Regions from separate parts of the Homo sapiens genome. Here region 1 is linked to region 2. A link is an interaction called in ENCODE POLR2A ChIA-PET data of the cell type or tissue named here. Cell type or tissue: Caco-2. All regions are shown on one strand. Links, peaks and the distances in the headings refer to the core of each region. The heading gives the core; the rest is flanking DNA. Region 1 overlaps FLVCR2 (FLVCR choline and putative heme transporter 2). Region 2 overlaps TTLL5 (tubulin tyrosine ligase like 5).

Region 1 (17,194 bases), core at 4,777-12,776, 130 kb before region 2:
AATTTCTTTGCCTCTACTTGTAGAGAGACAACCCTGGTAGTCTATATCATGACACTGGTGGGCATGGTGGTGTACACGTTTACCTTGAACCTGGGACACCTGTGGGTAGTGTTCATCACTGCTGGCACAATGGGGTAAGTTTCACCTCTGGCTGATTTATTAGAAAATACCATGCCATGGCTCCCAGAGCTTCCAGCATCCTAGAATGCAATATTGATGCCTTTGCTGCCTTCTAACTGACCTCAGGAGATATGGACATGGTGCCCAGGGGTCTCGGTAATACTTGTAGTACTTCCAAAGGCAGCCTGGGCTGTCTGTTCTTTTGGGATGGAATGAAGCATGAAGCACACCCTTCGCGACCTCTTGGAGGCTAGAACCTGTTCAGAGTCTTTTTCAGTTTTGCCTGGACAACATGGGATTGTGGAAAGTACACAGGGCTTGGAACCAGAGACTCTGGGTCCTGGTCTCAGTTTTGCTGCTGCCTACCTGTTAGACCATGGGCACAGCACTTAACCATTCTGAGCCTCAATTTCCTCATCTGTAAAGAAAGATAATAGTGGCCTGCCTTGTCAAGTTGTTGGACAGATTGAGAAAGATAATAGATATGAAAGCATCAAGAAGCATTGTGAAAATGTAAGAAATTAAAGTTGCCGGGTGCGGTGGCTTAACGCCTGTAATCCCAGCACTTTGGGAGTCCAAGGCAGGCAGATCACAAGGTCAGGAGTTCAAGACCAGCCTGGCCAATATGGTGATACCGCGTCTCTACTAAAAAATACAAAAATCAGCCAGGCATGGTGGCACACACCTGTAGTCCCAGCTACTTGGGAGGCTGAGGCAGGAGAATCGCTGGCACCTGGGAGGCGGAAGTTGCAGTGAGCCAAGATCGAACTACTGCACTCCAGCCTGGGAGACAGAGTGAGACTCCGTCTCAAAAAAAAAAAAAAAAAAAGGAGAAATTAAAGTTGGAATTTTCTAGACCTGTTGTATGAGAAAACATAGGAAACAATACCTCTTTCACAGGAGTCTTTGTTCAGCTCTGCTTCCCAGTTATTTTCCTATGGGCAGTATATGAGTGTTTGTGTGTGTGTGTGTGTGTGTGTGTGTGTCTGTATGTGCATGTGAAAGAGAGAAAGAGGGAGAGAGCATGTGCTGGCACTCAGTCCTCAGCTGGTTCCTCTCTGGATGGAAATAAGGAGGACTCTAAGCTCCTCCTTCCAGGTCCCAGAGAGCCACGGAGATCCTGCTCAATATCCAGGAAGTTCCCACTCCCAGCACAGGGCCTGTGTACCCAGGACATAGTCTCTCAGCTGAAGGTTGAACACACCAGGCATCCTTGCCCCTTCTGTAAATGCTGACTGGCTGTCACTGATGGCAAGATGGAGAAGCAGCAAGGGATCCCAGAGGCCTGCTGAGCACAAGGTCTCCCTGTGAACTTCTTCCTGGCCTTCAGGGGTGCCCGTCTCCTTGGTATGATCACATAGAGGATGCCCAGATCATTAGAGGGCCTAGTATGTCTTGGTGGGAAGAAACAAAACAGCAAAGGGAGTCCTAGGGGAGGAGGTGGGCTCCCCATCCTTCTTGTTCTGGAAGTTCTTCATCCCCTTGTTTCTCTGGTCTGGTCTTCAGCTTCTTTATGACTGGCTATCTCCCACTGGGATTTGAGTTTGCTGTGGAGCTCACGTACCCAGAATCAGAAGGCATCTCCTCCGGCCTCCTCAACATATCTGCACAGGTAGAGCTCGTATTTCCTGTTTGTTTCCTGGCTGGGAAGGCATTGCATCATGGCAGCTCAGTTCTTCCTCATGAGTTAGTTGACTGGGCCCTTGTTTCCTATCTTCTTTATGCCTTTCCAGGTATTTGGGATCATCTTTACCATCTCCCAGGGCCAGATTATTGACAACTATGGAACCAAGCCTGGGAACATCTTCCTGTGTGTGTTCCTTACTCTTGGAGCAGCCCTCACTGGTGAGTTGGAGCCTGAGGGCAAGATGAGGCTCAGGTTGGCCATTTGGGACCCTAGTGTCTCGATGGAGCAACAGATAGGGAGTACGTACGTAGGGGGACAGATGGAAGGGTTTGTTGGGGAATCTGTTGGGAGGCAGCACATTGTTTTGGTAGAATGAGCATGGGTTTTGGAGCCAGAAGACTCATGTTGGAATCCCAGACTGTGACAATGACTTCCATAGCTATTGACCTTGGATAAGTGGACCAACCTCTGGGAACCTCAGTTTTTAATCTGTAAAATGAGGATTGTTGTGATGATTAGAGCAATGTGTGCAAAGTCCCTGATCCATAAGTGAAGGCCACTGTCATTGTTGGCTTCTGCCTGTCAGGGACGGCAGTGATCCTCGGGCTCTCTCAAATTGGCTGATGGTGCCCTCAGTCACCAGCTCTCTTGACTATCTGAAGTAAGTTTGGGATACCTGTGACCCTTAGGAAATGAAGGTTTCTTCTCTCGGATGAACGTGATAACTGTATTTTTGTCTCTCTTCCTTCTCAATCTATCAACCTTAGCATTCATTAAGGCAGATCTCCGGAGACAGAAAGCAAACAAAGAAACTCTTGAGAACGTGAGTATATGGGAGCTTTGTGGGGCTGAGATCGGGGTCCAAGGCTTTTGATGAGGATGTGGCAACATAGATGGGGCAGGGAGAACTCCCACAGGGACTGGTTTTGTCATAGCTGGGAGACCAGTTCATCCCTTACACATGGCATCCTAAGACTTTCCTCAGTGGGCATCTTTGGCATTGCGTTCTTGCTACTGCTACCCTTTCTTGGACTCTTCTCCCACTTCCTGCCCTCTTTCTGGAGCCCCCGGCCTCATCCCCAGAGTGTGTCACCGTTGTCACAGTCTGCTGAACAGCACCCCTGACTGGATCTTGAGCCGAGTCCTGAGGCTCTGGCTCCACTGTTTTCAGCCTGGGGTCAGTGGCTGGGGAGGAAGGGGAAGCCTGGCTCCACCACTCTGTCATGGCAGTGCTGGCCCTAAGGCTGTGACTCTCCTGGCATGTGACAACTCCTTAGGCAGGGCCATGGGGACGGAGCCAAAGAATTGCCAGTGGGGCTCTGAAAGGACAAGTCAGGAAGCAGGAGCTGGCGAGGTAGCAGAGGAGAGGACCAGGAGTATGACCTAGAACAGAAAAGTGTTTTCCATCTGTTCTAACCAGCTGGGAACCACTTTAAACAAAATGTTAGGTATCAAATCTGAGTGATGATGAAAGGAATTTCAAATCTGAGAAAGAGCAAAGGTAAGATATTTCTTCAAAAATTAAAAAAAAACTTATAGAGGTAATACATGCTCTTTGTAGAATAAGTAAAAAATACAGAAAAGTGTACAAAATTTAAAAATCATCCTGTAATTTCATCATTTAGAGATGAGATGCCTTTTTTGCATTGATTGCTGCATGTCTGTATCCACTTATAATATATACGTGGATATATGAATGTGTGTATATAAATGCATATTTTTAAACAGAAATAAAACTGCTTTTTTCACTTATTGCAAGCACTTTATCAGGCAACTAGTCTCTTACAACATACTTTTTTTTTATGAGACACAGTCTTGCTCCGTCACCTAGGCTGGAATGCAGTGGTACAATCTCAGCTCACTGCAGCCTCTGCCTCCCGGGTTCGAGTGATTCTCATGCCGCAGTCTCCCAAGTAGCTGGGATTGCAGGTGCACGCCACTATGCCTAGCTAATGTTTGTATTTTTAGTAGAGACGGGGTTTCACCATGTTGGCCAGTCTGGTCTCAAACTCCTGACCTCAAATGACCCACCAATCTTGGCCTCCCAAAGTGCTGGGATTACAGGAGTGAGCCACTGTACCTGGCCTACAACATACTTTTAATGCCTGCATAGTGTTCCTTTATACGGATAAGCCATGATTTATTTAGCAATTTTCCTGTCTGTGGACATTAAGGTTGTTTTGAATTGTTACAAATAATATTGTGATTAATATGTTGGAAGCTGAATCTTTGTGCATGTTCTCAAGTACCATATTTCCTGGAGAAATGGAATAATGGTCATGCCCATTTCAAAGACTTTGGTATGTGTTGCTAAACTGTCCTCTAGAAAGGTACTTTGAGTACTAGCAATTTCTATTGCTAGGCAGTCATATGAGCGCCAACACTGAGTATTTTTCATTTTGAAAAATCTTCGCCAATTTTCTAAGGCAAGAGATATCTGTAAGGGATATTTTTAGTGTTTGAAGGATCTGTGTTGGCAGATAGATGATAATCTTTAGGTCTTTACTATTTGTCTTTTGCTATTACGTTCTAGAGTTGGCAGGCAGCAGCAGAAAAGCATGTGGAAGAAGGAGCCTAGAACAGGAAATTCACTGGGGAGACAGGGAAGGCCTTTCAGCAGGAATGACATTCTTTAATTCTGTGTCAGGGCCATAGTATGGCCACTGTGGAGATGGATTTTTCACCCACACTGTGTACAAGGGGACATAATGATTTGGTACACTGGCCGGGCGCGATGGCTCATGCCTGTAATCCCAGTACTTTGGGAGGCCAAGGTGGGCAGATCAGGAGTTTGAGACCAGCCTGGCCAACATGGTGAAATCCTATCTCTACTAAAAATACAAAAATTAGCCAGGCTAGTGTCGCACGCTTGTAATCCCAGCTACTCGGGAGGTGGAGGTTGCGGTAAGCTGAGATCATGCCATTGCACTCCAGCCTGGGTGACAGAGCAAGACTCCATCTCGAAAAAAAAAAAAAGAGAGAGAGAGAAATGATTTGGTACACTTGGGTAAATATATGTATAGCCTAGTGAAAGGTTTCAGTTTGGAACGTGACGTATTATGTCAAGTGACATAAGATTTGCTGTGTTGACTTTATAACCTGTGTTTATGTTGGCAGACATAGGCAAACAAAGAAAATAAAAATCACCTATAATCCTGCTTCCCAGAGATAACCTAGTAGCATTTCCAGTGTTGTAATCTATGGACATGCTTGCGTATATTTTGTTTTCTACCCTGCTTACTTAGTATAGCTTGATAACATTTCTACAGTGTTACATTATACCACAACCTCATGTCTACTGTGTATTTCCATCTCACTCAATATTTCAGTTGTTCCACTATTTCATTATTCTTGCAGCCAGCTCTTTGTGTACATGGACCAGGTTTGTTAATCAAGGTTACAATTGTTGGCTCAGTCTCTTTTGAGTGTGGGGTGCTGGAAATAGCGCTGAGTAGGAATAACAGCCTTAGGTTCCAATAAATGGTGCTCACCTGTCTTGTGTCCCTGGATAATTCACTATGTGTCTGTAGACCTCCCTGGCACCTGTGGCAGCATGGTATTATGGGGGGTCAAAGTCATGCTGGGACTGACACCAGCAAGGAAGCCAGGGCCATCACAGAGCAGCCCTCCTCTGGAGCCGTGACATTACGCACCCCATGGCAGCTGGTGTAACTCAGAGACCTGTGGACAAATTCATTGTCAGAGTCAGGTGAAGACTGGGCACACGGCAGATCTGGCCAGACCTGCTCTTTCTAATCAGTGAGATGTATAGTTTAGGGAAAAAGAGATGGGACTTCTGGGACAGGGTAATGATTGACCTTGACTATGAACATCTTACTGGTTTGGGTTTCCATTTTTCTTCTAGCACATAGACAGTAGTTGCACTTCTGTCTCCACTAACTTGTTTCCCATTTGTGATTGTGATTTCCAGGTGATGGCTTTGGAGGAGGCGGGCGTGGTGTGTGTGTGTGTGTGTGTGTGTGTGTGTGTGTGTGTGTGTGTCAGAGAGAGAGGGGAGACTAAGTGACTGAAATAGGCTGTTAGTTTCCTGAATGATGGCTCCTCATGGCTGAGGCTGACTTGATGCCAAGTGTTAGCAAGATTGAGAATGGGAAGGTTGGATTCTACAGCTGTCTCCATTACCACAAACAGGCACTGAGACACTCCCTGGGGAAGAAAGCACCATTTGTCCACTTGACATTGGCTTCTGTCTTAGCCCTGTGCATGTCCTCTAGGCCTTGAGTAGTGTTGGCTGTGTGGTGCTGCACCTGTGCCCAAGGCCTTCTTGTGAATCAGAAGAACCCTTGAGGTCACAGACAAAGTACTTCTTAAAACAGTAGACAAAGGCCCAGGTTGGCAGTATGTACCTAGGGGCCCCACAGGATAATTTCCAGGCCATGTTGAATTCCAAACTCACCTAAAAAGTGTGACTTAGAAGACTTTCCTGTAAATGAATCCTGTGCCATCCCTCCCCTAGAAAGCTAAAGCCATTGAGCTTACATATGCAATTATGCATGCTGCTTTGGCATCTACTGCATGTTCATTATGATAGTATTCCTCAGCTGGGCGCGGTGGGTCACGCCTGTAATCCCAGCACTTTGGGAGGCCAAGGTGAGTGGATCACCTGAGGTCAGGAGTTCGAGACCAGCCTGGCCAACATGGTGAAAACCTGTTTGTACTAAAAATACAAAAATTAACTGGGCATGGTGGTGGGCACCTATAATCCCAGCTACTTGGGAGGCTGAGGCAAGAGAATCACTTGAACCTGGGAGGCGGAGTTTGCAGTGAGCCGAGATCGCGCCATTGCACTCCAGCCTAGGCAGCAAAGTGAGACTCCATCTCAAAAAAAAAAAAAAAAAAAAAAGTATTCCTCATCCTGGGGCTGCCTCCAAGTGGGGGTTGTTGGAAATTCCAAGGGAATCGCAGACCTGGCACCTTGGACAGTGATTTGATGGTTAGTTGAGGTGAGTTTTCAGCTGTCAGAATGTGGAGGGAAAAGGGGCTTTGCTTCTGTTTCAGTCCCGAGAGTGAGCCTGAAAGAGTGGCACTCGGAGCTGGATCATTTGTGGTGGCCTTGGCATCATAGAAAGCTTGCCCCTTTTTCCCTCTGATGACCTCATGATGTTGGGTGGTGTGTGTTTGTGGGTGCATTTATGGCAGGGGCTGGTTGCTTCTTTTCTTGTTCTCTTTCTTGGCTCTCTGGGATGCTGAGTGGCCCCCGGCTCTTGTATTCCCCACTGATTAGTCATGGCCAGGCAGCTGCTCCAGCCAGGGTGGAGTGCTGTGCCTTTACCCACAGCACTGCCTGTTTGTTTTGCTTTATAGAAACTCCAAGAGGAGGAGGAGGAGAGCAACACCAGCAAAGTGCCCACTGCTGTGTCAGAGGATCATCTCTGAGAGGAAGGTGGTGACAACTCAGGGAACACGAACACCCCACCTTTTCCTTCAGCACAGCTCTCACCGCCAGCACAAAGGGCTTCGCTAGAGATGTTTTTGGAGGGAATCAGTGGGACTATTTGTGGCATGGATGGCCTATTCCTCCTAGAACCCACGTAAGAGCTTGGATGATTTAGTTGGAGAAAATTGCACCTATCACCAAATGCAAATTTGATTCCCACCTCCACCCCCTTTTAGGTTATGGGAGTTGGTGTTGGGACAGGGTGGCAGAGAATATTGGAGTCAATCCTAGCTTGGTCTCTTGCCTTCCCTCTTTTCCTCCATCCATCGTGGACAATGCCTGCAAAATTTTCACAGGAAGAAAGCCTATTCAGGATATTAACTTGAAATTTCCAGTGTCCTAAGAGCCTCTCATGAAGCCCAGTTCTAATAAGTGGCAAGCTGCTCTGCCGGGGTCATCTCCTGGGTCATCGGACTGATTGCTCAAGTTCTGCAGGAGAGGAAGCACCATTAGAACAACTCCATCAGAACAGCTCCACCGGGACTTGTGGGCCTAAATTTTCCTGGCCTAACGGGTCTGTCTCCAAACCCTCTTTCCTAAGAGCTGAGCAAACCAACCATAATAAACTTGACAAAAGACTTTGTTGTGGCCATGACAGAGATACCGACTCAGGAGGGCTACCTACCTAGGTGTGATCATGCTGGGGGCTACCTTCTGAGTATATTTGTGAAAGCACATATTTGGGAACTCTGGTAGCTTGAGTTGGGAATGGGAAGGTTCTTTTTTACAGAAGTACTTCCCCAGGGACTTCTGTGTGTCACAGTCACCTCTGATGCCTTTATCTTGATGTTGCATTGGGAATCTCAGCCATCAGCCCAAGTGCTTGTTTTATTCCAAGGCAGGGTAATCCCCGTCAACTTACTCTAACCTTTGCTGAAAACTAATCTTGATTCATTCTACTCTGAAAATCCAAAGGTGCTTCTGAGAGATAAGAGGGAAGGGGTAGAAGGAAAGGTGCCCCTTGAAATGGGAATTGAGCCTGTTAGAATTAAAAGCTTATCTCACCTCTGCTGGGGACAGTATTTGCACCACCAACCCCTCTCCTCACCTGCTTTGAGCGATAATCTTTATCAGATATTCTAAACTTAAAGGGATTCCCTTTAAACCAACTCAAGCTGATCTTTCCTATCTAGCCTGCTGTTTGGCTGTACTCATGGGCTTTGGTAATATCTCCTAAAAATGAGGTTTTGGTAATTTTTCCTATGCATTGGGCAACTGTGATCGTGACCACTGTGCTGTCTTGCTCCAGCCACTGCCCTGGCCTCAGCATATCAGGGCAGCCTGTGCTGGCTGCAATACTGTGGTGCTTGGGCCACTGCCTGAGAGGAGCCAGGTTTGTGTGTGTCTGCATGTGTGTGTGTGTGTGTTTGTACAGATTCAAGCAATGGATGCAAGGAACATGCTGTATGTAATAGAAGAAAGAAGTCCACGTTTTCGGCAGAAGTAGTGAGTCAGTGTGGAAGAGAGGTGAGGGTGTGCTTTACTTTTTGATAAAGAGAAAGATGTTTACTCATAAACCCTTCAAAAGGTATTAACAAAATGTTTACCAAACCTATTGCTTTATTTTAAAAACATAATTTGTGTTTTCTATTTGTAAGATCTGACATTTCGAGGCAATAAAAACTTCTCAGAAAGTGGTCTGCCTTATCATTCAGTGGGGCAGAGATGGCTCTTAGAAGTCCCTGCAAGACTGTCACACATTCCTGAGGCTCCTGTCTTAGGTGTGGGGAAGGGCTGGGCTGGGGCGGGGGAGTGTGAGGCTAGAGAAGCAGCAACTGTGGTCTTCCACAGGAGCATCTCACTGTTGCCAGACCTTACCATCTGGGAGGGATATTTTTTAAAGACAAGGCTGTAAAGGTTACTGTTTGCCTACATGGAGGGACTGCAACTCAACATCCAGCACGACCCTGACCTCTTTCCATGCTGTGTACGCGCTGGAATGTGAGTGACTGCTGATGAGAGAGTCCACTGTTGTTTCTGGCTCTGCCTCAAAGGGTGGTTGAAATGTTTGTTCTCTGATTACCTCAGCCATGCATCAGCTTGCTGTGGCTGGGGCCCATGGCTCAGTCCCAGCAGCTGCAGTCTTGCGTTACCATTTTTCTTCCTAACTGGCCAACGTCCTGTTACTCATCCCTCCCCAGTTGTGATCACCTTGTGCGTGTTACTTGAATATGCTGCTACTATCATCTGTGTTCTGTACATTCTTTCCATAGAGAGTTGTACTGTGCCTGTGGTATTCTAGCATCATATTTATAGCAACTCGTAGCTGGGGAGGAACAATATTATGATTCTATTTTAAATGATCTAGGAAGGGACCCAAGCCTGGGCTGTTAAGAAATCTAATATCCATAGTGTCTGCTAAATACTCTAACTGTACATCTCTTTAGATCCTTTGGGTCCCTGCCTTTACTAATCTGGAATCACTTTTTTTTTTTTTTTTTTTTTTGAGATGGTGTCTTTTTCTGTCGCCAGGCTGGAGTGCAATGGCGCAATCTCGGCTCACTGCAACCTCCGCCTTCCTGGTTCAAGCAATTCTCCTGTCTCAGCCTCCCAAGTAGCTGGGACTACAGGCACACGCCACCATGCCCAGCTAATTTTTGTACTTTTAGTAGAGACGGGGTTTCACCATGTTGGCCAGGATGGTCTCGATCTTTTGACCTCATGATCTGCCCGTGTCAGCCTCCCAAAAGTGCTGGGATTACAGGCGTGAGCCACCACACCCGGCCAGGGCATCACATTTTCATGACACATGCTCAGAGGACCTAAATCATCCAATGTTTTCATTCACTCCTTTCATAAGGTCTTCATGTGGATCTGTGTTCAAACATTAACTGTCATCACTGCTTTTTTACTGCCTCCTAACAATATAGCTGACAAGTAAAGAAAAGATAGTTCTTACCATTGAGATATTTTTCTAGATACAGTGTTCTGGGCATATGAGGCCTGGAATTTCTGCAACCAACTTTGGTACCATAAAAGAAGTCAGCCTGAGGATGCCAGCACACATAGGTAGTGCTGAAAGAATCGTAAAGAAATGGAGCTGGAGTCTTGATCAAACCCTTCCTGAAGCTAATCTTGTAATTTTTCAGTTATATGAGCCAGCTATCTTTATTGTTTAAGCTAGTTTAAGGTAGGTTTTGTCCTTTCACCTAAAGAGACTTAACTGATAAGAGAATTCCCAATGTATTTAAGTGTAAACATCAAGCTTCTTATCACACCCTTATAAGCCCCTTGCCTCCTTTTCTGACCTTTTCTTTCACTTCCTAACTCTTCACCATGCTGTGATTACATAGTTCTTATTCCTTGAATAAGACTATTCTACCTTCCAGTTGCTGCTCCCTCCTTTCTAACGGCCTGCTCCATATCTTAAGACATTTAACTCCTGGGCATTCAAGTCTCAGCTCAAATCCCACCTCTTAGCCTGGACAACATAGTAAGACCCCATCTCTTCCCACCCCCAAAAATGTTAGCTGGATGTGGTGGTACACACTTGTAGTCCCAGCTACTTGGGAAGCTGATGCAGGAGGATCACTTGAGCCCAGGAAGTTGAGGCTGCAGTGAGGTGTGATTGTGCCACTGCACTCCAGCCTGGGTGACAGAGTGAAACCCTGTCTCTAAAAAACAAAAAAATCCCATCTCCTCAGGGAGGACTTTCTGATGATCTAATTTAAGTTACGTTCCCCACTGCCCACCCCACATTCCTTCTTGACCAAAATACCTTGTGTTTGTTAGAGTTCTTATCCCTATTTGAAGTTCTTTATTTTTGTGTTGGCTTGTTGATTCTGTTACCTTGACTATAATATAAGGCCCACAGGGCAGGGGCATTGCCTGTGTCGTTCATTTCTCTTTCCCAAGTGTCCGGCATGGAGAAGTACTCAACAAATATTTGCTGAAATAGCAATGGCCTTTTGGATACACACACTGTGTATGAGGGTCCAGCTGGGGGAGGCCCTCTGGGTAGGGTTTAAGAGCAACTGTCCATTCCAGTGCATTCTCCTCGGGGTTTAGTTGTCTTCTTCCCATGTCATGCAGTTGTTTCATCTATGCTGCCTAGTTCTATTTTTTTGTCTCTGCTCTCTCAAGAATCTGTTTCTTCTTTAGGAGGAAATAAGAAAGGGCACTTAGTGTTTAGTTGTGAACGCAGACTCTTGAAGGTGAGAAAAAAGAAGATTTGACTTCAAGAATACAAGAGGAATGAGCAAATGACAGTAAGGAGCCGGAGGCAGCCAGGCTGACCTGTGTCATGAGCTGTCCTACTCACTATGGTGTATTCAATCAGGCATAAAGCTGTGATTCTCCTAGGGCTCAGAGGAGGCAGCCATGCTCTTGTCTTAGCAGAGGTCAAAGTACAAGAACTGATCAGAGCAGAGGGTTTTTCTATTTATTACAAAAGTTGTTACACAAATACAGCTGACCAGAAGGTCTAAAAACAGCCCAGACTCTTCCAACCCTCATGCATCTGTAGATAGAAGGAGAGCTGTGGTCTTGCTCACACACAGGGGAGCCCTTCTTAGAAGAACTGCCTGTCCCTTGGAAGGTTCAGAGTCTTGGGTCCAGCAGCAGAGAGGAGCCCAACCTGCGTGGACAACCCCTTGAGGCAGCCCTTGGTCACAGCTGCTCTGGGTGGGCAGCAGGTTTAAGTTTCATAGTTCACATGTTCCCACCACACAAGTCAAATCAAGGCATGAAAATAAAAGGGAAAAAGGGGAAGGCTGGAAAAGGGAGCCTGGAAGAGGTTGCAGGTAGGGGAAGGAGACACAGTGGGCTTCCGAGAAGCTGGCAATTTCTTGACTTGGATGGAGTTACGTAGTATTCACTTTAAAATTATTCTTTAAATTGTACGTACATGTTATATACTTTTCAGTATGCATATCTTTAAATTTTAAAAATTAAAAAAAGAGGCTAAAAGTGAATAAAAGGGCAGATGATGGAATAGAAAAGAAATTAAAGAGGAGAGACGACGAAGGAAGAAGATGGCCAAGGTGGAAAACGAGAAAGTCCTGGAGGTGATAATGCTGGCCTCAGTTTCTCTTCTTCTGTCTGGATACTGGTTCTACTTCTAGATACCGGAGCCCGACCAGCATACCCAGGATGGAGAAACCTTAAATACAGAGGAAAGACTAGTGACTAACATACATACGGTACCTTTCTTCTCTCTCTCTCCTGTGTCCACCCTCTGTACTAGCTCTAGAGCTGGCACAGCTCCTGTAGGAGGTCTAGGGTGGTTGGATGCTTACTTGCCACCATCAGGGGTGCCAGGACGCCAATCGTGGGAGCTGCAGTTCCATAGACAAACAACTCAGAGAGGAAATGCCCCAGGGCAAGGAGGAAGGTCCAGAGTGTGATGTGATAGAGCCTATAAGGAAGCAGACAGAAATGGGAACCAAAGTTACTGTTTGTTCAGAACAGAGGAAAAGTATCAGACTTCATACAGACAAATAAGAACCCAGGATGTCATTAAGACTTAAAAGAAAGGACACTTGTTCCTGAGGAAGAGCTGGTTATTTGATCACAACGATATTCTCATCTAGGGCAAAACTGAAGGTTTCAACTGCTAAACTGAGAGGAGAATGGTTCAGGCATCCAGAATGAACGTCCAGGTCTCAGCAAAGTGGTGAACTCAGCTATAGCAAAGCAGAGCCTGAATGATGACAATCGCAGGCAGTGTAGACAACTTTGGATCCAGCACGCTTACATATTCTATTTATCCAAATTGGTTGACTCTGCAGTCTAATCCCACCTGGCAGGCATCTGGCCATGCACTTGTCGGTGTTTATAAGATGGATGCCACAGAACGAACGGCCTCATGGGGAGTAAGGAGCAAGGACACCTCTGGGGCTTTTAGATGCTCTTGCAATATACGTTGGTTACTTTGTGCCTTAGCCTAGAAAAGTAGTCACATTGAGGACATGGTGACAACCTCATGGGAAAAGAACTTATCTTTCAGCTTTGACTATAAGGTAGAGAAGAGACAGGCTACTAGGTGACTGACCACTTTGTTTGCTGATATCTTTTTAGTATAAAATTTTTTAAAATTATGAAATACTTCAAACATACAAAAAAATTACTGAACACTATAATGAACACCAATGCAACCAACACCCAGCTCCCTCAGATCTTAACATCTTGACATTTTGTTTCAGACTCTTCTAATAAAAACTTACAGAGAAGAGTTAAATCATCCTGTGTATACTTATCCTGCTCTAAGTCTGTTCTCCCTCATCCCCACAAGTAACTGGTATCTTACATTTGATTTGTATCTCTCCTGTGCATATTTTTACACCTTTTTTTTTTTTTTTTTTTTTTTTGAGACAGACTCTTGCTCTGTCTCTCAGGCTGGAGTGCAGTGGCACAATCTTGGCTCACTGCAACCTCCGCCTCTTGGGTCAAGTGATTCTCCTGCCTCAGCCTCCTGGAGTAGCTGGGACTACAGGTGCACACCACCACGCCCAGCTAATTTTTGTATTTTTAGTAGAGATGGGGTTTCGCCATGTTGGCCAAGCTGGTCTCAAACTCCTGATCTCAAGTGATCTGCCCACCTTGGCCTCCCAAAGTGCTGGGATTACAGGCAGAAGCCACCCGCGCCTGGCCCATTGTGGAAACAATATGTATGTGTGTTGACTTTCAGTCTCTAGTTAGGGAGGGAATAGGATCAGAATGCACATCAGAAGTGCATCGATCAAAGTCCTAGGCTAGAAAGGTCTAGAAACAGGAGTCAGCGTTTGCAGCTGTCCTGTGTGGGGAGAGGTGAAAGTAAATGGTAACTGAGGTAAAGATAAGTCTGGGTCAGGCCGGGCACAGTGGCTGAAGCCTGTAATCCCAGCACCTTGGAGGCCAAGGTGGGTGGATCACGAGGTCAGGAGTTCGAGACCAGCCTGGCCAACATGGTGAGAACCTGTCTCTACTAAAAATACAAAAATTAGAGGGGCATGGTGGTGCGCGCCTGTAATCCCAGCTACTGGGGAGGCTGAGGCAGGAGAATGGCTTAAACCCAGGAGGCGGAGGTGGAGGTTGCAGGGAGCTGAGATTGTGCCACTGTACTCCAGCTTGGGTGACAGAGCAAGACTGTCTCAGAAAAAAAAAAAAAAAGAGATAAGTCTGGGTTGTCTTCGCTCACTTCAAAAGCACAACAATCAAAAGATATATCCCTCATACTCATCAGCAATTCTTCATTGTGGTACAGGTCTTTAAAATGATTGTTCAATCCTCCCTTCCTCTTAGTCACCCTGAGAGGTAGAACAGATATCTATTCTCATTTTATGGATGAAGAGGCCAAGGTGCAAGGAAGGTGAATAATGGACTTGCTACTGCAAAGCTAGTTACCAACAGAACTGGGCCCAGAACTAAACACACTGCTTCCAAAAGTATGTGTCATTCTAGGACAAGTAAACTGCAGGTTCAAGTTTGAAAAAAAATTAAAAAAAAAAATAAGGTTGAAGAGATCAAACGGCTAATAGCCCTGCTTCAAATCTCACTTGAGTCAGTCTTTCTTTAAACTAACTGTATCTCTAATATTTAGATGTGCAAAATCAGGAATGAAAATCATGACCTCCAGGGCTGCTAAGAAAAGACTTAATCAAGATCACGTAGATAAAAGCTCAGCATAATAAGAGGGGCTCAATAAATATTATCGCCTCCTGTTTTCCCCAGATGCCAAGAGCCTGGATAAGACAGAAAAACATTTTAATGTGAAGTTGGCATTCAGATAGCCTCCCTCGGTGACCTGAACAAACTGTTTCCACCTAGAGTGTGATGATGACTCCCGCTGGGAAGAAAGCTCGAGCCCCCTCTAGTGGCCAGCACTGGTTATGGCTTCTGATTGCCTGCAATTGTTCCACCCTGGTCTGTTTGAGTACCCAAGACAGGTAGATTCAGGAGCCCTAGCTTCTCTTTCACCCTCACCTGCTGATGCTGCATACACATACAACAGTTTACTTGTGGGTTCCTCTTTTTTCATGGATTGTGATTTCTGTTCATTCCTGCTTCTTAAGGAGGAATGTGAGAAAGGTATGTGTGGGTGGCTACTCTAAAAAGAGCATACCACTCTACTTCTTTAGTAGAAGAAGGGCTGATTCTTTCATAAAGAAGTGGAGGGGCATGATGCAGGCCACTGGATAATGGCCTGCCAGTTTGCTATGTCAGTTCCAAAGAATTTTCAGACTTTAATGAAGACCTGTTAGGTCTACTATGTTTTCTAGGCTTGGAGGGAATGTAACCTGTGAGTTTTTTATTATTCACATTCTAAGCTAATGCATTAAAATGATTAACAGTTCCCATTACTCAAGGTAACAGGTATGCCTCGCATCTGATTTCCAACAAAAGGATGCTAAAGCTCTTCCTTCCCTTACATACGTCTTGTTGTGAATGTCAATGGCACAGAGGCAGCGAATCACTGATGAGAGCAGCGTCCAGATCCCAAAGGTCCGAGCTTGGAGGCCATTCACTGTGTAGCAGAAAAAAGCAAGAGTGTTCAGAAGGGGAGACTTGAGGTTCCTTCCAAACTCCTCCTATTTCACTGGTGGTTCATGGGAGATAGGGAGCTGGACCTGACCTCTCTGTGGCTGGGCAGGATGGAGGTCCTAGTGGCAACATGGGAACTAGAAGGAATAGAAGGAATTCCAGAATGAGAACTTCTCAGATTCTCTTCAAATGTCTACAGTTGGAAGGGAAGTTCCAAGAGTGGAAACCCACAAAGAGCCCAGTTAGGCAAATAACTCCTAGATATAGTAATTTACCCCTTTTGTCCTGGAAGCCTAGAGGGTCTGGATCAGGACAGGTTTTGGGGAACGTTGTAGAGACTGATCTGGAAATGCAAGATGCCCAGGAGGCCAGCAGACTTTCAAGGCTGATCCAGGAGAGAACTCAGAGATACTGGGGACCAATTTAGATGCCCATATATGGTCTTTAAGATATGTGAGTGCCTGGGTCTCTTCCTGCATCCAGATCTATGCTGTTGGATGAACCAATACCAGGTTGGTTTCCTGTGTGCATGGCAGTGGGACAAAGCACTGTTTCTTTGGTGTTTGCTGGGGGCATCCTGCTGTTGGTAGCTTTGTTCTGACATTGCTGTATTAAATATCTTGTCCTGAAAGTATAGGTCATATTCCACCATAACAGTGGTTCTTGACTTTGGGCATTTATTACAATCAACTGAGGTAGTTTTATAAAATTACAAGGCCTGGGTACCAGACCAACTATATCGTATTCTCTGGAGGAGGGCCCCAGGCATAAGTATTTTCTAGAAACTCCCTGTTTGGGTAATTTAAATGCAAAACCATTGAGCTAAGGCATCCAGTGGCTCGGGGATGCCAAAACAGTGAAAGCAAAGATACTTCCTTTGCTGGTCTACTACCTGCTGAGTAAGATAAATTTTAAGGGACAAAATTGACAACTGAAAAGTCTACTAATGTTTACTTGGGCTTTAAGGATTTTTCCAGCCTTTGGAAAATCAGACAGCTCTCCCAAATTCACAATACTGAAGACCATTAGATGGTAGTGAGAAAAAATTCCATATGCCAACCAAATATCTAGCATTAGCCCTGGATAGCTATATTCTTTATAAACCAATTTGATAATGAGAAGACTAAGGACGTTTCTCTAGTTAAGAGTACTCAACCAGCCCTAACCAGATTAGGTATGAGGTGAAATTCTGTGGGACACTTTAGAGCACTGCTACTTTCAGAAGAGTACCATGAAGGCCCCTAGATCACAAGGGAGATGGCAGCCTCAGCTTCCGTGCTGGCTGAACACACACACACACACACACACACACACACACACACACACACACATAAAGTTCTGCTCAGCTATATGCCTTTAAGTCACATGACCTCTGGACCTCTTTGCCTCAACTTTAAACTCAAAGGGCTAGACCAGATGACCTCTAAAAATGTGTGAATCTATATAGGGTTCCATGACCACCTGAGGGCAGCATTTGAAGGTGAAAAGATGGAATTATTCTGCTCACTTTCCCAGGTTCTTTACTCTTA
Region 2 (14,577 bases), core at 6,366-14,365:
GGCCAACTGAGTAGGTGGAAGACCAGTTGTGAGTGGAGAAAATAAGAAAGCAAGTGTGAACTAACTGTCTAAGGGTTTGGCAATGAAAGGAAGGTAAGAATGCATCAGGGAGACAGCCAGCTAAAAGAAACGGATTTTTTTTTTTTCTTTTGAGAAGAGGTTCTGGAGGTTGTTTATAGACTAAGGGGAAGGATTTGAGGATAAGAGGATTAGAAATGCAGAAATGGACATATTGGTAGAGAAGAGTACTAAAGGAAGGTGGGAAGAGGCCAGAGGAGGGAGTATCTCTTCCTATCAGTCAGAAAGAAAGTGCTATGGGATGAATGAAGTTGACAGAAGTTTAAGAGCAAGGAAGTTTAGCCGTTTATGCATGATAGTCTTTATTTCTAAATTAGAGGCCAGTTCTTATACTGAAAGGCTGGAGGGTGACATTGGAGTAGCAGGGGATAGAGTTAAGGTTTGGAACAGTGTCATGGAGAATAAGAATAGTTCTGTCAGTGGAGAATAGAATATGCTAAACTCAGTCAGAAGACCTGAGCTCTGGCTGTTTTAGTGCTACCAACTGGCCGTGTGGTCATAGACAAGTCAAAGAGCTTCTATAGGCCTCAGTTTCCTTTTCTGTCAATCCAAGATGTGGAGTTAGACAAGTGTTTTTTCAAACTTCTTCCTAGAGGGAAAGAAGATTTCACTGAATTGAAAATAGAGCATTTGAAAACCACTGGACTGTATTCTAAGGTCCTTTCCAGCAATAACATTCTGCTTAGTTGTTGTAGAAATAAATTATTTCTTCATGAATCTTGTGGCTCTCGCTTTGAATGAGTAAACTGTTAAAATTGCAGGCTGCGTTAGTGTCAATCAGTGGTTTTCAGACTGTGTTCCCTAAAGCTGCTCATTGTTCGGTGAAGTGTCTCAGAGGCTACTTAGGGGTTTGGGGAAAGTCCACGCACAGCCAGGGTTCAAAACTCTAAGGATCGCGTCATTGTTGCATATCTTATATACTGAGCATCTGCATAACCTTTTGTTTTTTAAAATAGGTTTCTTTGGTTTTTATTCTTTCTGGTTTTTATTCTTTCATCTTTTGGGGGGTTTGTTGCAAGTGACTAGCTGAACAATGTGTCCAATACCTTAGAGACAGTCTCAGAATTAACATTCGTGACGTTTATGGAAATGGAAACCTCAATATTTGTTCATTTGCTTTGCAACAGTGATTCACAACAAAACAATGATTGAAGTCTCAACTTATGAGCAATAATCCCCTTATTTAAAAGATCTTCAAGTTTTAGTATAAAGGGATGAATCCGTGGAATTGGATATTCTGCTACATTTGAAGGTGTCTGAAACATGCTATTTCTTGCTCATTATATTGTAGGTGAATTTATTGACCCAAACTGAGGATCTTTTAAATTTATTTTGACTTGAGAATAATTTGTTGTGGAGACAAAGCTTATAGGATTGATTCAGGGTAAAGTGATATATGCTCTCTGGGTAAACAAGAGTATAATTATTGTCTTTGAGGAACAGTTGAAAATGTACATTTATGGCCAGGCGTGCAGGCTCATGCCTGTAATCCCAGCACTTTGGGAGGCTGAGGTGGGTGGATCACCTGAGGTCAGGAGTTTGAGACCAACCTGATCAACATGGTGAAACTCTATCTCTATTAAAATACAAAAATTAGCTGGGCATAGTAGTGAGCACCTGTAATCTTAGCTACTTGGGAGGCTGAGGCAGGAGAATCGCTTGAACCTGGGAGGCAGAGGTTGCAGTGAACCAAGATCACACCACTGCACTCCAGCCTGGGTGACAAGAGCAAAACTCTGTCTCGAAAAAAAAAAAAAAAAAAAGAAAATATAAGTGTATTATTTCAAAACCATATTATGCTCCCATAAAAACCATCCCTGCTAGTAACAAAGATGTAGCCTTATTCTTAGTTCATGTTCTGAAGCTCTTATGTATTAAACTCTCAAAAGCAAATCTTCTCCCCAGCCTGACTCCCTTGCCCTCCAATTCTCCAACATACACATGGAAGCTAGACTGGAGCCCTCTTAAGATGTGCAGCTTACTTTAGCCAAATCCTACCTCCTAACCTTGTGAAAACAGTCAGTAGAAAGCATTCAGTGATTGCATTTGTGGGGATTGTAAACAAAGTTTGTGTTGGGCCCTAATCTTCGCTGATATAATTTTGGCTACAGTATCAGAAGGCCGATCAGCTGAAGTAACCAAAATCTGGCCTGAAAGAAAACAGATCTGCCATGAACAGCAGCTGAGGTGAAAATCATCAGTGTCTCTCTGGTACTTCTGTCTTCCAAACTATAGCTTGATCAGATTTCCTTATTTCCAGCCTAGGCCACCAGGCAGAAAATAGCTGCGTTCTTTAATGATGTTGCTAAGGTGCTTTTCACAAGACTTGAGGATTTCTTTCGCCCACTGAACATCTGGGCTTGTCCTGCCTGGCCCATCAGTTCATCTGTGCCAAACTCTGTTGGACCTCCCTCATTTGCTCTGGGCTCCAGCCATTCCATCTTGTAGTTGAGAACAGTGTGGCCTTAAATTTGGTCTTAAGAGTCCCTTTATAGGATTTATCTATTTCCTGCTTTGGACACTTTTATATACTAGAAATATTAATTGCCATTGCAAAATCCACACTTTTGCTTTTGTACTAACTGATAAGTTCTTATGGACCTCCAAATGTAAAAAACATTTTCTCATTAATACAGTGGTTTTTGTGAAGATTGAGTACTTCTCCTGTCTGTTCCCCCAAGAAAGTTGTTAAAAAGTTCAAAGAGGGTCAAGCACAGTGACTCAGGCCTATATGTAATCCCAGCACTTTGGGAGGCCAAGGCAGGCGGATCACTTGAGGCCAGGAGTTCGAGACCAGCCTGGCCAACATGGTGAAACCCCGTCTCTACTAAAAATACAAAAATTAGCTGGGTGTGATGGTGTGCACCTGTAAGTCCAGCTAGTTGGGTGGCTGAGGCACAAGAATCACGTGAATCCAGCAGGATGGAGGTTGCGGTGAGCTGAGATTCCACCACTACACTGCAGCCTGGGTGACAGAATGAGACCTTGTCTCAAAAAAAAAATTTCAAAGAGAAGGAGTAAGAAATCTAATTTTCTATTCTTCTTTTTTTCCCTTATGCTAATAATGAGAAAATAAATAGGATTCTCCATCTCTGATTCTTTTAATAGGAAATTTAAAAAGAAAAACCTTCATGTACTGCTTAGAAGGAATCCTTATTCACAGGCTGTAAGATGGGTTTCATATTTCTTAGCCATCATAATAGAAGCATCCTCAAAGGCCACTTGGAGAGAAGCAAGTACACATTTTGTAGTTTTACACTTCTGTCACATAACGGTATGTTGTTTTGGATTTCTATAGCAAAATGCAGGCCCGAATAGCATTCTCTGCCTATCTCCAGCATGTTCAAATTCGCCTGATGAAAGACAGTGGCGGTCAGACGTTCAGTGCCAGTTGGGCTGCCAAAGAGGATGAACAGATGGTAAGGCTTTTCTTACTGAAACCTTTTTACTTTCCCTTTTTCTTTCTTCTTTCTGTATTTTTTTTTTTTTTTCCTATTAGGGTAAAGTGCGATATTTTTCTGGTGAAAGGATTATTATGTAAGAAGGTTTTTAGATTTCTTATAAATCTATACTTACAAGATTTATATATACTTATTTCTTATACTTCAATGTGAAGCAAATCTTTGACCTGGAGCTATGTTCATTACACCATGTAGTGAAGGCATCAATGTATTTCATTTTGAATTGGAAATTGATTTCTCATTGGACGTGAAGCCCTGTGCAAAGCCCTTTAAAAGAATAACAATTTACAGTCTTTTCTCAAGCAACCTCACATTATTAACTCTGAGGTAGGCATTATCATCCCTGTTTTACAGAAGAGCAAACAAAGACCTCGAGAAGCCAAGGTTCCACAGGTTATACGTGATGAAACCAGAACTTAAACTCAGATGTACTTTACTTGCTCCTCCATTGCTTTCATGCATTGTAAAGCATTTATTTTCTGTCCTGAGGAGTCAAATTAGCTCTTTGAAAGTCATCACCTTATCATAGGCCCTGTCAGAATATACCATCCTCCAAGTTGGTATTTTTTACTTTACTAGTTGTAACCTCTTAAGATTCTTAGATTGCTAGAATCAAACTTGTATAATCATTTTTACTGTATATCAGTCATTTGAACATTCCTGGGATTCAGTATTCTAGGACAGTTTTGTGTGTGTGAATCAGAATGATGGGGAGCTTTAAGCTGTTTGGTAAGGTCAGAGTTTATGGAAGAAGCCACAGCCCTTCCATATTCTTTTTTTTTTTTTTTTGAGACAGAGTCTTGCTCTGTCGCCCAGGCTGGAGTGCAGTGGTGCGATCTCAGCTCACTGCAACCTCCGCTTCCTGGGTTCAAGCTATTCTCCTGCCTTAGCCTCCCAAGTAGCTGTGATTACAGGCACCCACCACCAAGCCTAGCTAATTTTGTATTTTAAGTAGTGACGGGGTTTTTCCATGTTGGTCAAGCTGGTCTCAAGCTCCTGATCTCAGGTGATCCACCCTCCTTGGCCTCCCAAAGTGCTGGGATTATAGGTATGAGCCAGCGCGCCTGGCCCCATATTCTTTTTAATAACAGGGATTTGTCACCAAAAGGAGAGGGGCCTTTAAGTCTGAGAAAGCTGCATTCTTTGTTCCACTCAGTGGTGACCTTATTGTAATTTTTAGTCCTCCACATACAAAAGGCAAGTCTTTATGCCAGGCTTATTGTAAAAACATGTTGGTTATCCCAGAAAACAACTTATGAATTTAAAGTAGCCAATGGAACCCAGAGATAAAACCTTGTGTGTTGTGAATAATCCTTCAACCATCAGTGGAAAATGTTAGCTCTGCTCTTTCCAAGTGGAAAATTGAAACTGCCTTTTTGAGAGTCAGTTTGTCTGCTCCACTGTGAAAAAAATAATGTTTTAATATAACAGCTTAAACCACCCTATAGTAAAGACAGCAGAGTAGAACTATGAAATTCAACCCTCTGGTTATGAGGCTGTTTCACTTATGCTGGAGTAAATTGGCACCAAAGGACAATGAACCAAAATCAAATTCAAGAAGAAAAAAAATAGTTCAAAAAAGAATAACCACTGCGGATGCTGGCTTGGAATTCACACAGTATTTCTTTGGGGCTTTCTACAAGAATATTGAGGATCATCACTACAAAACTTAATACCAGTTCTGTGAATTCTTTCTTGAAAATATATCTAGGCTGGGTGCGGTGGCTCATGCCTGTAATCCCAGCGCTTTGGGAGGCTGAGGCGGGTGGATCAGTTGAGGTCAGGAGTTCGAAACCAGCCTGGCCAACATGGTGAAACCCCGTCTCTACTAAAATACAAAAAAATTAGCTGGGTGTGGTAGTGCGCACCTATAGTCCCAGCTACTTGGGAGGCTGAGGCAGGAGAATTGCTTGAACCTGGCAGGCGGAGGTTGCAGTGAGCTGAGATCACACCACTGCACTTCAGGCTGGGTGACAGAGCAAGATACCGTCTCAAAAAAAAAAAAAAATACATATATATATATATATATATAGAGAGAGAGAGAGAGAGAGAGAGAGAGAAAGAGAGAGAGAGAGAGAGAGAGAGAGAGAGAGAGAGAGAGAGCGAGAGTACAAGCCTTACCCCATTCCCTGATGATTGTAGCAGTGGTCTTGCTTTTGAGGAAGGTAGATGTAGAGTTGGCCTCTGTGTTCCAGCTTAGGTTAGAGATTCCTTATCTCATAACTCACAGAAGGCACATCAACAGAACGTCCCCAGATTTATCATCTGAAGGCAGTTTTATTGTGGTTTTTGGACAACAACATCTTTAAGGCTCTTGGCCTTATAAAATCTCTCTTTGAAGCATTTATGATTTCATCAGTAATCTGATTGGTATCTGTTCAGATTTCAAAATCCTTTGCCCCCATCTTCTGTGAGATGTATTCTTTCTTTACCTTAATAACTTTCCACTGTGCCCTCCTTGACAACCCCCAACTCTAAAAGCTCCCTTATTCTTGGGGAAGAAAAAAAGCTATTACCTTTCAAACTACTGTGATAGTTCTTTCTTTGCCTTAATCACGACACTTTTAAAGTCATTAGTTTCTACTCTTCACGTATATTTTTCATTACCCATGCATTTTCTTAATGTCTTCTTGTACTCTCTTTATTGAAACTGTTTTCTTGAAATTATCCCTCAGTGGTCAGATCCAAGGCCTTGTCTTTGTAGTGGGCCTTTCCAGCTCCAGCCTCTTGGAAGCATTTGACATGGAACCCTTTCTTCAGTTGGCCTCCATGGCACTATTTTCTCTTAATTTTCTTTTTTTTTCTTTTTTGAAATGGAATCTTGCTTTGTCGCCTAGGTTGGAGTGCCGTGGCATGATCTTGGCTCGGTGCAACCTCCACCTCCTGGGTTCAAGTGATTCTCATACCTCAGCCTCCCAAGTAGCGGAGATTACAGGTGTGTGCCACCACGTCAGGCTAATTTTTGTATTTTTCGTAGAAATGCAGTTTTACTGTGTTGGCCAGGCTGATCTCGAACTCTTGACCTCAAGTGATCTGCCCACCTCAGCTTCCCAAATTGCTAGGATTGTAGGTGTGAGCCACCATGCCCAGCCTATTTTCTCCTGGTTTTCTGTGTTTCTGGTGTTTCTAACTTTTTTTTTTTTTTTCCTGATACTTCATCATCTTTTCTATCTCTAAATATGAATATTTCTGTATTCTCTGTCTTCTCACCTTTGATACTTTCATCTGCTTCCACAGTTTTAGTTCCTACTACCTGTCTTTGAATGCTACCTTCCCTAAATAGTGCTATTTGTGTATGTACTGTGGTACTTTTACAACTGCTACTTTATTACATAGTTATTTACATACATACTTGATTTAAATTTTCTGATTGCCAGCTGATTGAGGGAAGGGAATAAGTTTCTTTCATTTTTGTTTTGTCTTTCTGTATGCTTCTTATACCTAACCTTTTTGTTCTGGGTCTTGTTTGTTGAAATGTGTAATATATGTCTTCTTCCATCTCTGTTATATAATGCCTTCATAGCTTGTCTTCTGTTGCTTAGCACCATCCCTCCTTTTTTTTTCTCCCACGACTCTTTAATTTATAGGAGCTGGTTGTTCGTTTCCTCAAGCGAGCATCAAATAACCTCCAGCATTCACTGAGGATGGTATTACCCAGTCGACGATTGGCACTTCTGGAACGCAGAAGAATCCTGGCCCACCAGCTGGGTGACTTTATCATTGTATACAACAAGGTAAGTCTTTTTCTGTTAGTCTTGTGCTTTGGATTGCCATACACTGTCAGAAACAGACTAGATAGAAGCCTCTGTCCAACTGGATGGAGACACTCTTCTTCTGTTCTCTGGCATCACCATCCCTTATGTATTACTGTTAGGGGAAGCAGGACCCCACACCTTAACTCAGCTGGTCTGAAAAACTATTTATTACTTCTGAAGGCCCAGTGGCCATAGTTAATTCTTAATTCTTATCAAAAGGCATATTCCTTTTGAGCACTGAGATGAATCCTAGGCTGTGTGAGTCTGCACGGTTGTTAGTGCCTGTAGAAAGTGGCAAATTGACCATTGGAGAACAAATTTGAGCTGTGGATTGAATGTAATGACATATTCTTTCTTGAACGAGTTATACTTTCATCTTTAAAACATTTTATACATTACAGAATTTTACAGTCAAGCCCAAGAAATATACTATTTAATTAGAATATTTTGCAAAGCATTCTATATCCCGGGATCTCAGAATGCATTAAAAATATCATTTTGGGTGTTTGGGTTTGGGAGGTTTGGTCAGTTTGCAGAAGGAAAAGCTGATAGAAATTTAAATGGCTTTTCTAAAGTTGCATGGAATTGTTGGTAGAATATCAGTGCACCAAACTCATAGCCACAATTTACTCCAGATCTGTTGAGAATTTTGTTATGTCTTATATAAGTGAAGAATTTATTCAGTATGGAAGCTGGTATAAGAGTACCTTCCAAGATCTGTCTTTCCTCTCCTAATTGGAACAAAATACTGTGTCTCTGTTGTCATATTGTTAAAGCTACAAGGGTGATCATAGATATTACTAAGCTACTATAAAAACCTCTTTAATCAATGGGCTGTGTAAGTAGAAAGTAAAAACATGATTAAAATTTACATTCATTCTGCAACTTTTACTTGGGAATTTCAAAATGTTTTACAAAATCATGGCCAAAAGTAATATGTCAAATTTATAGGTGGCAAAAGTACATACAAGAATTAAATGTCTTTACTATAAGGACAGATTAACTCAAGGCTATTGAAACTACATGATGAAGTGCATATTTATTAGGAGTCAGTTTTATCTTGTTGTTTTTCTGTGGGGTTTGGGCACTGGGTAGGAAACAGAACAAATGGCTGAAAAGAAATCAAAGAAGAAAGTTGAGGAAGAAGAGGAAGATGGGGTGAATATGGAAAACTTTCAGGAGTTCATCAGACAAGCAAGGTAGTAGACATTCTTGATTGATAAAAGCTGTCTTATTCCATCTTCCATAATGCTCATTGAGTACCCAGCATTCCTTTGTTTCTGATACATGGATGTGAATGAAATCACTCTTAAAGCCGGGCACAGTGGCACACCCCTTTAGTTCTAGTTACTTGGGAGCCTGAGGCAGGAGGATTGCTTGAGCCCAGGAATTCGAGGCCAGCTTGGGCAACATAGTGAGACCCTGTCTCTAAATGATGAAAAAAGAAATCATTCTCAGAAGGAGAAAAGATTGTATGGGTTTGGCCTCTCCATATCTTAGCCAATTATGTTGCTATTTTCATGGCTTCAGTTATCAAAACATTACTGCTGGGTAGCAGGGCTGTAGTTCTCGACAGCCTTCACAGTGCACATCTCTTGAAGTCACATGAGAGCTCTTTGGAAAGTTGAAATTAGAGGCATCTCATATTTACTGGGTCTGAATTTGTCCCTGACCTACTCATGGAGTAGAAATGACCACATTTTGCCTACATTGAGTAGGCTGAGGAATTTGCAATTTCTCCACTCTGTGAGGGTTACACCTAATTTATATAAAATAGAACAAGTTCTTCATGCTTAGGGTTAGCCTTTAGAAATGGAAAATCTCGATATTCATCTCTCTATCTTGATAAAAGTCAGCCAGGCCATTTTGTCCATTTATGTTGGCTTACAAAGGAAGAGATAACAAAGGCACTTAATTTTAAATCTTGTAAAACTTACACTGGAGGATTTTTTTCTAAATAGAGAGATGTGCAAAACCATTAAAATAAAATAGGATAAAAAAACAGTAAGCCCCATTACTTAGGCTTCAACTGTCAAAGTCACAAATAGGGAGAAAATCAGTAGAAAATCTACCCTATGTTGATTGGTGAAGTTAAATGAGGTAGGGGTAGGAGCTTATCAATCACCAGCATAATATAATCTTTGTTTAATACCCTTTTCAGACCTCACTATCATGCGCTTTACAGCAAACAAATATATCATTTTGTAGGAGTCCATAATTGTATGGTGTTATTTGTTGACATTTTTGAGTCTTAAGTAATATGATTGATAAAACAGGTATAGTAACAGCTTCTCTCATCAACGTTATAAAAACAGAAAAGGATTAAAAAAAAAAAACAAAAAACAGATTGTGTCCAGAAAATAGCTCTACTTTTTAAAGCTAAAAGATAATTTTCAGGTTTATCCTAAGGATCTTCAAAATCCCTAAAATATATATTTTAAAAAACCCAGCCTTTAAAAGAACACTATTTCCCAAGCAAGTCTAACTGGACACTAAAAATGAATTATAACATATTGTTAACTAATTATATAGATGTGGAGATAAAATGCATTGGAACATAATTACTTCTGATTGGGGATTAGGTGTTGATTGTTGGGAAATAATGTGGTGACGTCAGTTCTTCTTTTATTAAGTTTGGTTTGAGTACATGGATACTTTTCAGGGCTGGTAAATTCAAATACTTGCTGGAGTCAGACAGGAAAACATAAATTATGAAGTGGGCAAAGGATAAGACAGATATAAAGCAGCTTGTATTTTGACCAACCGTAACCTTTGCCTTTCAGTATTCTGTGAAGGGCCAAATAAAACACACTGACAGGCAAAGGTTTGCACCCTCAGCTGTAGATCTTTGATAGTCACTTGAGAGACTTATCTTGTGGCATTTGGCTACTTTGAAGACTTTAGGGTTTACGCTGAGATTCATAAAGGTGGTTTCTAGGTTCTGGTTAGAGTGTGTTTTCTGAAGATGGGATATAGGTTCTCTGTGATAATGCAGGCATTCTTCACTTAATAGCCACTTTCCTAGAACGTAGCCAAGCTTCAAGAAAAAGAAAAAGAAAAGAAAAAGGCCATTGAGAAGCTGCTACAGATGTTAAAGTCCATGTGTGATATGTTCAATAGAAGAATCCACTAGCCTCTCATCTGTTTCCTTATACTTTCTATTTTGTGGCTGTTCATAAAGAGCATATAATTTCAGTAATTTGAAGTGATTTAGAGATGATATACTTTAGTCTCGTGCATTATATAGATGGTTAGGGAATTCTATGGTTATTGGTGGATTTCCTTATTTCTGACATAGGCAATGAAAATGACAAGTGGCTCTTTAAGTGAAGGTACTTCAATTATCTAGAAGTGAGCTGAACAAACTGTAAAGGTCCAGATAATAAACATTTCAGACTCTGTGGGCTACATATGGGTGGTGGTGGTGGTGGTTGTTGTCTTGTTATTGTTGTTTTGCATATTCTTTAAAAATATTTTAAAAAATTTTTGGCTGGGGGCCATAAAAACAAGTCGCTGGTCAGGTTTAGCCCACAGTGTGTAGTTGTTTGCCGCCTGTTCTAGAATGTGGCTGTCCAATAGAACTTTTTGTGGGTGACTACTGAACACTTGAAGTGTGGCTAGTTTACGGAAAAGAATCTTTAATTTAATTTGAATTTAAATAGTCACATATGACTGAGTAGTCGCTACCATATTAGACAGTGTAGATCTAGAAAATTCACTGCGGGATGAATAAAGCCTTATGCTTTAAATTTTTTAGATTGCTTTCATTTATATTTTATTTTAACCACCTATTAATAGGGAATTTTCAGCTTGTGCTTTTCATTTTTCCCTTTTCCAGCTTGCTCTGTTTTCATAATAAAATCTGGTGGAAAGATTTTCCAGAATAGCTTCCTGTCTGACCATACTTTTTCTCCTCATTTCAGTGAGGCTGAACTGGAGGAGGTGTTGACTTTTTATACCCAAAAGAACAAGTCTGCTAGTGTCTTCCTGGGGACTCACTCTAAAATTTCTAAGAACAACAACAATTATTCTGATAGTGGGGCAAAAGGTGGTAAGTATACTGGTTAATGAACGAAAAATAAGAAGAACAAGTGAAGAAATGAGAAATGCAAAGGAGAATGAGGAATAATGTGTTGGCTAAGCACTAATAGTCCCCAAGGTAATGAGACTTTGCAGCTTGGGGAGGGAGTGGAGAATGGGGGACAGTACTTTTTGTCCTAAAAGCAGAAGAAGGGCATGGTCTGATTTTTTTTCAAGATAATTAACAGCAGAGAGATTTTCAAGAAAAGCTAATAATAGCTGATATTTAGTGAACACTTATCTTTCTGTCTGCTGGACATGGTCTTATTTTTTACTTCCCAAAACCATATAGAGTGGGCACTACTACAGAACCTCTTTACAGATGAGAAAATAAGCTAAAAGAGACTGAGTAACTTGCCCAAGGTTATTCTTTATCGTGCAGGGACAAGGAATTTGATACATAGCCTGCCTGACTCAAAGTTTGTGCTCTTAATATATTCTTCTGTCTCTCTTAATGATTATTTCTGACTCTTGTCAAGTTTGTTACTTTCTCTAACTTAACATCATTGGCATTTTGGGCAGGAGAATTCTTTGTCGTGTGGGGCTGTTCCATACCTGGTGGGAAGTCTAATATACTTGGTTCCAAGCCTGACATGCCATTAGCTTCCGCCAGCCATTGTGATAATCCAGAATGCCCCTACATGTTTCTAAAACTTCTTACTGCTGGGGGATTCCATGGTTGGGGATTTTGGAATTGAATATGGATGTGGCTGTCTAGCTCACGTCACCATGATAAAAAAAAATAGCAGTGACATTCTGTTACAAACAAAGCTCTGTGCTTTAAATGTAAAATTAACTTAAAACCTAGATGGAAGCCTAAGGCATAGGTAATCAACCTACTGATGTTGTCAGTGTGCTAAGTACTAGATTCAAAGATGGAGACTTCTTCCCTGCTCTTAAGTTATGATAATCTAATATGGAAATAGCCAGGAAGATTGGTCATTTAAAATGTGGAATGAATTTTCCCAAAGAAACAGTGTTAATCTTTTAAAAACTGATTTGGTTCATAGGCCAATCCACATAAGCCTGTTTAACTCATGGTATGATTGAATTATTGTATTACTGGAAGTCCTGAATCCAGCCCTTTTCTTTGAGTTTTTCTAACTTCATTCACCTGTTCATTCATTCTTTCTATACTTTTTTTTACTTAGCACCTATTATGTGTTAGGCATTTTCATGGTTGCTAGGGATACAATGACCAGGACTGTCACAGTCTTTAACTTTATAAAGTTTATTGTCTGGTAGGTAAAAGTCAGGTGAGTGAATAGAATAAGAAAGCTGGCAGAAGCTCTGAAAAACTCCTATAAGAGTTTTGGCTAAGGGAGACAAAGGAATTCTTGTAATAAGGTTGGAATAGAGAAAAGCGTGCTAATTTGGGGAGGTAGGGGCCTAGATGGACATTCATCTAGTAACTTCTCCCCTGGCAGTAATGTGGAAGCCCTAACAGCATGTGGTGGCGACATCTTTTATACTGATAGGTCATTCAAAATTCTAGGGTTTGTGTTTTAAGGACTACCTTTACATAAGATCCATACCTGTGTAAACTTGTTAAGGATAACTGGCCGGCGGGGGCAGTAGGAAGACGTCAATCAAGGAAACAACATTATGACATTTGATAGTATAGTATCTGGAGTCATTTCAAACATGAACAAACAAGTGTGTGACAGTGTTACCACTGCTATTGGCGATGGAGGGGAGAAAATTCGTATGTCTTTATTCTTTCACTCTGAAAGATGATCTATAAAATGGCCTTTCTTAAGTTTTTGTATGATTCTAGCCCTTGACAAAGATTTTGGAATATTTTTATATATGATTAGCTCTGGCTATTCTGTTTCAAAATTCTGTAGTGGAAAAAATTAGTTATTAATGTCAAAATTGATTAGAGTGATACTATTATTGAATATACTGATCAACCTATCTCCAGTAAAACTGAAGAGTTTAGGCCGGGCATGGTGGCTCACGCCTGTAATCCCAGCACTTTGGGAAGCTGAGGCAGGTGGATCACCTGAGGTCAGAAGTTCAAGACCAGCCTGGTCAACATGGTGAAAGCCTGTCTCTACTAAATATACAAAAATTAGCCGGGTGTGGTGGCAGGCACCTGTAAATCCCAAGTACTCAGGAGGCTGAGGCAGGAGAATCGCTTGAACTGGGAGGCAGAGGTTGCAGTGAGCCAAGATCGCGCAATTGCGCTCCAGCCTAGGCAGCAACAAGAGTGAAACTTTGTTCAAAAAAAAAAAAAAAAAAAAAAAGCTGAGGAGTTTAAGATACAGAGCCATCGTAGTATCCAGGTATTATGCCAAGAAATAGTGGGACCGCTCTTGCTGTCTCGGGGTAGCTTCGCTGCTCCATATATATTGTAACTTCTTGGCTCCAGGGGCTACCACCAACCAGCGTGATCTCTTAGAACCCTCAGTCTGAATTCCTGGCATAAATCTGACTGCCCTTATTATTATTATTATTTTTCCAGATAAGCCCTAGCTTGTTGGCTGTCCGTGGATGGCTGCCCTGGGTTTAGGTACCGTTCGCCAGTTCAGTTAACTGTAGCTGGGATTGGGAATAGCTGGGAATCATTTAATTGGTTGCCTACTCCTTAGGGCTGTGGGTGTCTTCATCTTTGGAAAAGTGTGATGAGACGTGCCATGTTTCCCAGCATTGATTAGCAGTTGTGTTATATTTTTGGGAATAAAATTATGTATAGAACAGCGGACTTGCAATTGATTATAAGAGAGTCCAAGCTCATTATTTCTTATTTCAGATCACCCTGAGACTATAATGGAAGAAGTGAAAATAAAGCCACCTAAACAGCAACAGACGACAGAAATTCATTCTGATAAATTATCTCGTGAGTGATTTCAAACCTACCTAGATTTGCTGCTCTCTGATAATTTCCTAAAAGAAGGAAATAGTCATCAGATATTAAATATTTCTAAAGCATGGAACATTACCCCAAAGAAATATTTTTCTTTTTCCTTTTCCCTTAGAATTTTCTCTTATCTATTGATAAGCTATTTTCCTTCCAAAGACTTTTTCGTTTTCTTAAGTTTAGAAATTCTAAGTGCATTCTTTGTTCCTAGAAGGGTGAAAAGAAGGGGGAGAGGAATTAGCTGTTGCTAGTGGAGACTTCATCTTGATGTCCTAACATGTGTAAGACATGCCTGCTCTGTTTCATAGAGGTAGTCCCAACTCCAGCTTTTAGAAAGGAA

What was found. ChIA-PET counts read pairs that join two places held together with the same protein. Peaks named below come from ENCODE experiments on the same cell type or tissue, not always from the same donor. Only the 100,000 strongest peaks of a DNase experiment are listed, where the experiment ranks them.
Region 1: POLR2A ChIA-PET joins it to region 2 with 17 read pairs; 2 of 35 experiments call an interaction of 5 or more read pairs at or near these places.

The regions. Positions count from the first base shown.
Region 1 is chr14:75,639,329-75,656,522 of GRCh38, forward strand. It overlaps FLVCR2 (FLVCR choline and putative heme transporter 2), which reads left to right. Exons shown (of 10, transcript NM_017791.3): 6 at 24-134; 7 at 1,627-1,732; 8 at 1,854-1,965; 9 at 2,515-2,570; 10 at 7,073-8,839. The coding sequence ends at 7,144. It overlaps ERG28 (ergosterol biosynthesis 28 homolog), which reads right to left. Exons shown (of 5, transcript NM_007176.4): 3 at 15,558-15,648; 4 at 12,443-12,561; 5 at 10,463-12,306. The coding sequence ends at 12,227. Among named protein-coding and RNA genes, the nearest start is that of ERG28, 13 kb to the right of the region's middle. RefSeq lists an enhancer at 9,018-9,312. In Caco-2, for the core only: no CTCF peak of the experiment used is centred there; DNase peaks (open chromatin) are centred at 8,523, 8,953 and 9,133.
Region 2 is chr14:75,768,358-75,782,934 of GRCh38, forward strand. TTLL5 (tubulin tyrosine ligase like 5) reads left to right here. Exons shown (of 32, transcript NM_015072.5): 21 at 3,377-3,497; 22 at 7,127-7,273; 23 at 8,390-8,493; 24 at 11,218-11,345; 25 at 14,130-14,216. Among named protein-coding and RNA genes, the nearest start is that of TTLL5, 110 kb to the left of the region's middle. In Caco-2, for the core only: no CTCF peak of the experiment used is centred there; no DNase peak of the experiment used is centred there.